Regions from separate parts of the Homo sapiens genome. Here regions 1 and 2 are each linked to region 3. A link is a contact called in ENCODE Hi-C or POLR2A ChIA-PET data. All regions are on one chromosome and are shown on one strand. The core of a region is the stretch at or near the end of the contact, and the rest is flanking DNA. Distances in the headings are between cores, read along the strand shown.

Region 1 (2,700 bases), core at 20-2,519, 340 kb after region 3:
CTCCAGGTCTGCTATTTCCTCTTGCATTGATCAGATTACATGGGCAAATGTGCCATTTTTGAAAGGCCCCAAACCCTGAATTGTCCTATAAAGTATCCCATTCTAAAAGATGTCTAACATTATGAGATTCTCAGCCTTTTGGCATTTGTTGGGGAAAGATATCTCATGTTTCTCTAGCTTTTAATTCGTTTGCCTCCCCTCCCCCCAGGTAAAGAAGGCCTAATTCATCCTGATGGCAGAGCTCCTTCCTCCTTCCCAGGGCATAACTCAAGGGTTTCTAAAATGGCATTTCTAAGGCGAAGAGGAATCTCCCTCCAGGGACATTAATGTCATCACAGATGCTGTGGCAGTAGTAGAGATAGGTAGGGGTCAGCCTTGGAGGGTCAGCAAAAAGGAAATTTAATGAGATCCTACTGGAAATCAAGGGTCATGATATCATCAGTGCTAAGGGCATGACATAGCTGAAGCAAGCTCTCAAATGGAGCAGGGTTCCCAGACACAGGGACAGACTTCTCTGGCAGAAACAGATATCAGCTGGCAATCAAGCAAGAGAAATGCTGCTGGGTAGGTGAGTTCATTCTATGCTTGGACCTCACATTATGGTGCAATTACTCTGCAAGATTATTACCTTGTCCATTAACGGTGTCCGTATGTGAGGACAGCTGCCTCTTTCTCCACTGAGGACCAATGGAAAGATGAGCCTTGACCAGCTCTGGAGGCAAAGGGGGTTCAGAAGCTCAGAGAGTCCGCTCAGCCCTGACTGATATCAGAAGTTATGAACTCCTCCTTTAAAAAGAAGGGAGCCCTAAATGAAAAATGGTGTAGCCACTTTGGAAACATTGTGGGGGCTCCTCAAAGAATTCAAAGAGAAGTATGTGATCCAGCGATCCCACATTTTATACACCCAGAAGAATTAAAAGCAGGATCTTGAGAAGACATCTGCACTCCCATGTTCCCATGTTCACAGCAGCATTATGTACAGTAGACAAGAGGCAAAAGGCACTCATTCATCAACAGATGAATGGATAAACCAAATGCAGAATGTGCATACAATGGAATATTATCAAGCTTTAAAAAGGAAGGAAATTCTGACAAATGTTACAACACGGATAAGCCTTGAAAACATTACGCTAAATGAAAGAAGCCAGTCGCCAAAAGACAAATACTGTATGAGTCTACTTATACGAGGTACCTAGAATAGTCCAATTCGTAGAAACAGAAAGTAGAATGGTGGTTGACAGGGACTGGGGGGAGGGGAAAGTGGGGAGTTGTTTAACGTATATGTAGTTTCAGTTTTGAAAAATAAAAAAGTTCTAAAAATGGGATGTTCTAAAAATGGGATGTTCAACAATGTGATTGTCTTTAACAGTACTGAACTGTACACTTAAAAATAGGGAAGACAGTACCTTTTGCTATGTGTGTGTCTTTTTTACCATAATCAGACATTTAAAAAATTACAAAAAATTGATTTTTTAAAGATAGGAGACCTTAACAGTGATAAAACAAACAAACAACAGCAATAAACCCTTGTCTTAACAACTTTATGAGGTCAGCTTTCCTTTCATTTTCCTGGTAGAGAAGACTTTTAGGAACATCAGCACAGGAGAAGGATTCCTTGGAGGGCCTGCTCTAAAGGCTGGTGAGTCTATTTAGTCAGGTTATTCTGGAAGCCAGCCAACATACAAAAAATACAACAGTTAAGATATAAATGCTCTGTTATGCTTCTCTCTCTCAAAAAAAAAAAAAAAAAAAAAAAGAATGAATGACTAAATAAATAAAAGGTGATTCAAAATTCTCTGGCCTGTTTCCAGGATCAAGCCTGGGGAGCCGCATTAGAGTGCCCACCCTGAGTGGTACTCCACACCTACACACTTCTCTGTTCTGCTGGTGCTGCCCAGGAGACCTGGGAAACTTGGCATGTGAATGGACAGTGATGGATAAATGAATCAATCTTTCTATTTTGCTTTGAAAGTACACCTCCAGCTTCCTCCTCTCTAGGGTGCCAGCCCTGCCCCCTCAGGCTGTGTTAGACCCTGCTATGTGCACCTATATTGTTCTCTGCATCTGCATACTCGTATCTCAGCATTTCTTGTGTTATAGTGTAATGACTTGGTACATCTCTCTCACCCACAGGTCTGTGAGATCCTTAAGAGCAAAGGGTTTCTGACCACTGCCATAATGCCTAGAATATGGCTGACAATAAGTAAACATCATATAATGACATCAGTGACTGGTTTTGCATTCTCAAGATGGGAATGCCCTTTTTGGACAACTAGATATGCACATGGAATAGTCCAGGTCATTTTCTGGCTCCGGTGGTGTGCTCGTGCTCAGAGCTTCTTCGAGTTCTACCTTCACCTTCCATGACTTGCCTCCTTTCTCCAATTATTCATCCCTTCCCTAAGTATGTGCCTGTGGTTTCTGTTTGATTTGTTTGGGTTTTACATGTCCTTATTAGTCATGTGTGGGTGTCCCTGTGCTGCTATTATCTTCTGAACTTCTCAAGGACAAAGTATCCAACACATTCTTTGTGTCTTCCCAGAGCACCCATCCACACACTGAGACAGCAAGTTTAAAAGCAGTTACTGTTTGAAGAATATCCAACACGAACTGCTGGGCTGACACCTCTACCTGCACGTGTTGCCAGGACCTCAGAAAGTGAACAAGTCATCTTTTCTCCGTCAACCAGCTCATTTTTCT
Region 2 (2,734 bases), core at 178-2,677, 440 kb after region 3:
TATGTGTTTCCCTACTAGACCGAGGTACGTCAAGGGCAGGGACTGTGGCTGTCACCTGCTCTTCTGGCATCCCTCAGTGTCCAGCACATACAACGTGTTAAATGTTTGTGGATTGAACTAGAAGGCTCAATCCACAAGTGAAGTTAATTCATCAAAGCCCTTTTCCAACACATGAGGTATATCAAAAGAACTTTCATAGTATATGAATAAAATTATCCTATGCAGGTCTTTGGGTAACCTTACCTTATGTCAAATTCTACTAGAGCTAGTGACAAAGTCTGTTCTATTTATCTGACTTCTGCTCTCTAAGAATCCTTTTCTGCATTGAAACTGGCCTAACGTGCTCTTCCATTAGCTATTCCTACCTGTCATGCGATGACTTTTGAAGAGCTACATAATCTTTAGGTCTGGGTTGGAGGTGTTTGCATTCTCTCCTACCTCACTTTTCACTGAGTCTACTCATGACAGGTACCCAGTAAACTCTCCAACCCTTCACTCCTCCCTCCCTCCCCCTGGAATGGAGTCTCCTCTTCCTTAGGTCTCTCCCTAGGTTAGTGGTTCCCAGTGGGAGTGGGATCCTGCCCTCTGCCATGAGCCATCTGGCAATGTCTGGAGACATTTCTGATTGTCACAACTGGGGGAGAATGCTGCTGGCACCTCATGGGTAGAGGTTAGGGATGTGGCTAAGCTTCCCACAATGCACGGGACAAGCTCCCACTCTTCCAGCAAAGAATTATCCAGCCTAAAATGTCAATAGTACCAAGGCTAAGAAAGCCTGAATTAGGTTAAATGAAACCAAAAACTGTCAGGTGAAAATCTGAATCATTAAAACTTGCATGAGACAAAGAAACAATTCATTTTAGGGCAAAATTAAAAAAGAGAAAAAAATCAAGGACTTTTGGAGTCAGAAAAATTAGCCACTAAGGCACTGAAAAATGTGAAAGAAATTATTTACCTGAGGGTCAGCTTTCTTTTCTGGTGAGTTAAAGTTACTAGGACATACATCACAAAGTTAATGTATGGATGAACTAGCATAACAGGTGCTAATAAAAGTGGGCTATTGTCTGCCATGTCTGTCCTTTTCAAAGACTGGTAATTCACAAGGTTAGTTAAAAGCCATAATTTTTTTTTTTAGGTGTAAGTGACTATTTTGGAGCTTCCTCCAGGATATTATACAATGTTTTTATGTATTGAAAAATCTTTGAGTTGGAAACAGATCTGGCAGATCCACTCCCAAGTTTGGACATCATTTATTTATTTATATTTTTTGGGGTGGGGCACAAATTTCACTTTTTTTTAGCACAGACTCCAAATGAAACCAGTTTTCTATGTGTTTTGATCTCACTGGGGAAGGAAACCTGTTGGTCAAAATGTACCATTGACGTGAATCTTGGTTGTTGACTCTATCTCACGAGTGGTGTGAAGAGTTTTTTTTTTTTTTTAAATAACTAAACTGCATCATTTTGTGTTGATCACATTATAAACCTAACCACTATTTCTCAAATAACTTCCACTTCATCGGGCTCTGATGTCTAAACTCTTCCTGTGACTAAACGTGTTCATAATTTGACCAATTTTCTGACCCAAACATGTGTCTTCATTTCAATTGGCTAAGGACAAAATTCAGCGTTTCCTTAAAGCCCTGATAAAGCTGTCAGAAACACCGAAAAACAAGCCTTTTCACCTTGAGTGTTCTGCATGTTAACTTCTAATGACCTGCTCTGTGGGAAGTGCAGGAGGCAGAGCAGCAAAGAGGATATGCTCTGTTCGCATGCAACTGATTTCCATGTACAAAGGAAAAATGGAGTTAAACATTTTTTTAACTTTTGAAACATCTGGTCAGAACATTTCAAGTGTAAGAATTTACTGATACTGATAAAGGTCTAGTCTCCTCCTTTTCTCCAAAAAAACCTCTTTTCTAAAAGTCTCAGAAGTTGCCTCATTTTGAAACTGCCTCATGCTTCAAATTCTCATTTACTGTCATGTGGGCATTCTTTGTACAATTATACCTCTGACGGAGTCCAAAACTGAGTTTCACTCTTTTTGGCTTAAACACCTAATTTCAGTTAAAATGATGTGAGGCAGTATATAATTTTTTTAAGCGTTATGAGGGAATGAAGGATCTTGAAAGATTTATAAGAAGATGACTTGCTGGAATGCTGGCAAGTAAATTGATTTGTAGTTTTTCATCTATGCCAAAGGAGGGAGTGGGTGTTTGGGGTACTAAAGCCCTCTTGGCTAAATTAATTAGTGTTATTTAACAAACTGTCCTCAATTCTTCCCAATTCCACATCCAGTGACATCATGTTGGTTAGCTTGAAATAAGCCCCGGTGGGAATATTCATGCCACAAAAATGGGCAGATGCTACAAACCAGGGCCTTTTTCTTCCTAGAGAGTTGGTTTATCAGCACACCACTGAACATAACAATATCGTGATGTTACTTAATGCACTCAACACAAAAAAAGAAAGAAGGCAAGCCAGAAAGAAAGGGAAACGGAAAAGGAAAATGGAAGGGAAAGGTAATAAAAGAAAAAGGATGTCAGAAGAGACATTTCTTAAGTGACATAGGCTTAAAAATATTTTTTAATTGATTCAGATGAATTAGATGTAGCCAAATTCAGGGTCAAGGAAAGATGGTAGATACACAGAGCGAGAGAAACACCAAGAGGTGGTTTCTCTCCTCTGCAGGACCCAGGGCCTGATGGCTATGATGATGACCAACATGCCTGCAG
Region 3 (2,882 bases), core at 295-2,794:
TTTATATTGTGCTACATAGACAACCTTGTAAAAGAAAATTGTTAGGATAGTGCTATAGGATAAATTGTTGCTTCCCCAAATTTATATGCTGAAGTTTTAACCTCCAGTATCCCAGAATGTGACTGTATTTGGAGATGGGGTCTTTAAAGAGGGAAGTAAGATTAAATAAGGTCACGTGGGTGGGCTCTAATTCAATGTGACTGTTGTCCTCAAAATAAAAGGAAATTAAGACAGACACATATAGACGGAAGACCATGTGAAGACACAGGGAGAAGAAAACCATCTACAAGCCAAGGAAGGAGGCCTCAGAAATAAGCTACACTGCCGAACTTCTAAGCCTCCAGAAGTGAGAAAGTAAATTTTTGTTGTTTAAGCCGCCAAGTAGGTGGTACTTTATTAATGGCAGTCCTAGCAAACTAATGCAGACACCAAGGGAGTCCCAAGGAATTGGAAACTTCTAACTTGGGGCCAGGGTCATTCTATTTAGATCCGGCTACTCTTTTTCTCAAAGGAAAAAGAATGAAGAGGAAACTGGGTGTTTATTTTCTGAACCAGTTACTTTCATTTTTTGCTGAGCCACACCCAAAATGTGATATTAAATATAGAAGTCTGAGAAAAGAGTACAAACTGAATTTTAATAGAAGTCATTTACATATGTGAAAAATCAGCTTAACTAGCTGGGGGAAAGATAAAGTTGGCCATTAAAATAAAGTTGGAACTGATGGCATTCAAATTTTGAATTGTAAACAACCGTATCAAATGTGATTAATTTCTTGAGGTGACTAGCTAGGAAAATCTGAAATTAAACTTCAACACTTATTAACGGGGATTGGTTTGGTCAAGTTACTCTATCTCTTTTTACCTCTGTTTTCCTGTTTGTAAAAAGGGGATGCTTCATGTGGTTGTTGTAATGATTAAATGAGGTAATAATGGATTATTGTATAAAGGTACAATAAACATTAGCTGTTTTATTATTGATGGTAATGTGAAAACATTAAATTGTTTAGACAGTAGCTTGCTGATAAGGAAGAAATACATGGTTTTTCTTGCAGGCAAACTCTGTGGAAAAACTCACATTCACCTTGCAGTGGTTTATACAACGGGTAACAAATGCCGTGGTTGTGATGTGACCTTCTTTTGTAATTACTGTAATGGCTGATATGGTGGTTCTATATTCTCAAGCATCATAACGACAAATAAGCTTACAATGAAATATCCTCATTGCTTACAAGATTGTTAATTAAGGAGATGGTGATACTTGGGTCAGGGTGGGCTGTGTTTAATTGCAGTGTTCTTTATGTGTTCTTTTGAACTGTGAGTGGTTTTCTCTCCTAGGTACCTGTGTATTGTATGTTACAGGAAGTGGGGTATAGTTAGTGACTTATTTTTAGATCTTATTTAACTCTTAGCTCTGCCCTTGTCTGTTATTGCACTTCTAGACACCATAGCTTCCTTGGTTACCATTGCTTCACTAACTCTCTTTACATTTTGTGGTAAACCAATTGATCTTTGAGGCAGAAAAAAAAAACATGCAAAGCTAATGGCTGAGAAATAGATTTCTTTCAAAAACTTTAAAGAAGAGCAGTGACTCAGACCTCAGTGAGCACAACGTTACCCAGGAGCTCTTAAAATAGGAATGTTCTCTCCTCTTGAAGCTGTGGGGATTAGTGCTGTGGGCTTGGGAGTTCCTGAGATGAGGGCCTCTTGGACTTCCCCAGGGCACAGCGTGGGCCCCTGCACTTTCCTGGAGGAGGGTGGGGCTCCTCAGTCCCCATGGACACCCTTCCTGCCACCTGCCGTAGCTGAGCTCCCAGAAGGGAGAGTAGGACAGATTCTGGGGGAGGAGGAGGGAAGAAAGCAGGGTTCCCAAGCAACAAAGCACCATGAAGCCCATGACTGTGCCGTTCCATGTAAGCCCAGGGAAATTTACTTTAGTAGGGAAAAGCTTCCTCTCCTTAGCTCCAGGGTGGTACACAGTCACTCTTCATAAGCCCATCAAATTTTTTTCTGAGGCAGATCCTCCTGGAATGCTATTTTACTTTCTCCAGAAAATTGTTAGAAGTACTAATGGAGTCTAAAATCATAATTTTTTTTTCTTGCTTTCTCTTTCCAGATTGGAAGGCCTTATAAATAAGAGCTCCTTTGGTAGAAATGTTCATGGAGACTTTTGGGCTAATTCCAAACCAGGGTGAAAGTAAGACACATTCTTTCTGAGAGTGCTGACCAGTGGCATATTCATGTTTGAATGGAAATAAACTGAAACATGTTCACTTCATGGGGAAGAGAAACCTGGAAAGCAGGAATGCTAAAGGGGAACTGGGGTGATGGTGGACAGGTAAGGTGAAGCCAGACTGCAATGAGAGAAGGCAGCATGAAAGGCCAGACCTATTTTGGGACCATACCCTGAGTCACAGAGTAACAGAAAGCAGAGGTGACAGCTGGTCTCTCAGTTTCTCAGTGAGCAAGCATCTGGAATATCACTCTGATTTTGTAAAGCTTGAGTTAGGGGCATAGAATCTTAAGGAATTTGGAGAAGGACAAGGAGAGGGGGTAGTCGAAGGGGAGGGGGACTCAGGGAGTCAGATTAGAGGAAAGATTAAAGGATCTAAATATGGATGGCTAATGGGGCTGGCAAGAGTCTACTAGTTCCTGACACCCTACAAAAAAAGACTTATTTATAATAGGAGGTAGTATAATTAGAAGGTAAGAGATGGGAACTGAAAGACTGGATAGCATAAGAAAATGCTCTGGCCAATTGTGTTAGCTTACACAACAGGACTGCCACTTCTCAGGGGTATCTGGTGTGTGTGTGTGTGTGTGTGTGTGTACCCAATTACTTGAGATATTTGAAAAAAGATTTTCAGTAAAATGGCACTGTAAAT

What was found. Hi-C counts contacts between places; a loop is a spot of excess contacts on that map. ChIA-PET counts read pairs that join two places held with the same protein, here RNA polymerase II (POLR2A). Pooled maps may share reads with other maps.
Region 1: a map of naive thymus-derived CD4-positive, alpha-beta T cell shows a loop between it and region 3 (4-fold over the local background). The contact joins two enhancer-like sites. A Hi-C loop is called at or near these places in 1 of 168 maps with a recorded cell type or tissue (naive thymus-derived CD4-positive, alpha-beta T cell), 3 of 37 single-sample maps with no recorded cell type and 7 of 50 pooled maps. POLR2A ChIA-PET finds 5 or more read pairs at or near these places in 1 of 52 experiments (WTC11).
Region 2: a loop to region 3 is called in a map with no recorded cell type, with 6 times the contacts of the local background. The contact joins two enhancer-like sites. A Hi-C loop is called at or near these places in 5 of 168 maps with a recorded cell type or tissue (CD8-positive, alpha-beta T cell, naive thymus-derived CD4-positive, alpha-beta T cell, prostate gland and 1 more), 21 of 37 single-sample maps with no recorded cell type and 16 of 50 pooled maps. POLR2A ChIA-PET finds 5 or more read pairs at or near these places in 4 of 52 experiments (WTC11, activated CD4-positive, alpha-beta T cell, activated CD4-positive, alpha-beta memory T cell and 1 more).

The regions. Positions count from the first base shown.
Region 1 is chr5:68,368,225-68,370,924 of GRCh38, reverse strand. No RefSeq gene overlaps it. Among named protein-coding and RNA genes, the nearest start is that of PIK3R1, 150 kb to the right of the region's middle. Within about 2 kb of position 1,269, at least 4 of the 41 ENCODE cell types and tissues checked have a DNase peak (open chromatin) inside an H3K27ac peak, as active enhancers do.
Region 2 is chr5:68,274,229-68,276,962 of GRCh38, reverse strand. The region is part of intron 4 of PIK3R1 (phosphoinositide-3-kinase regulatory subunit 1); the gene reads right to left. Among named protein-coding and RNA genes, the nearest start is that of PIK3R1, 60 kb to the right of the region's middle. RefSeq lists an enhancer at 1,752-1,801. Within about 2 kb of position 1,427, at least 5 of the 41 ENCODE cell types and tissues checked have a DNase peak (open chromatin) inside an H3K27ac peak, as active enhancers do; they include CD8-positive, alpha-beta T cell, where a contact is called at or near this core.
Region 3 is chr5:68,710,258-68,713,139 of GRCh38, reverse strand. The region is part of intron 2 of LOC105379013 (a long non-coding RNA gene); the gene reads left to right. Among named protein-coding and RNA genes, the nearest start is that of LINC02198, 320 kb to the left of the region's middle. RefSeq lists an enhancer at 1,287-1,336. Within about 2 kb of position 1,544, at least 8 of the 41 ENCODE cell types and tissues checked have a DNase peak (open chromatin) inside an H3K27ac peak, as active enhancers do; they include CD8-positive, alpha-beta T cell, where a contact is called at or near this core.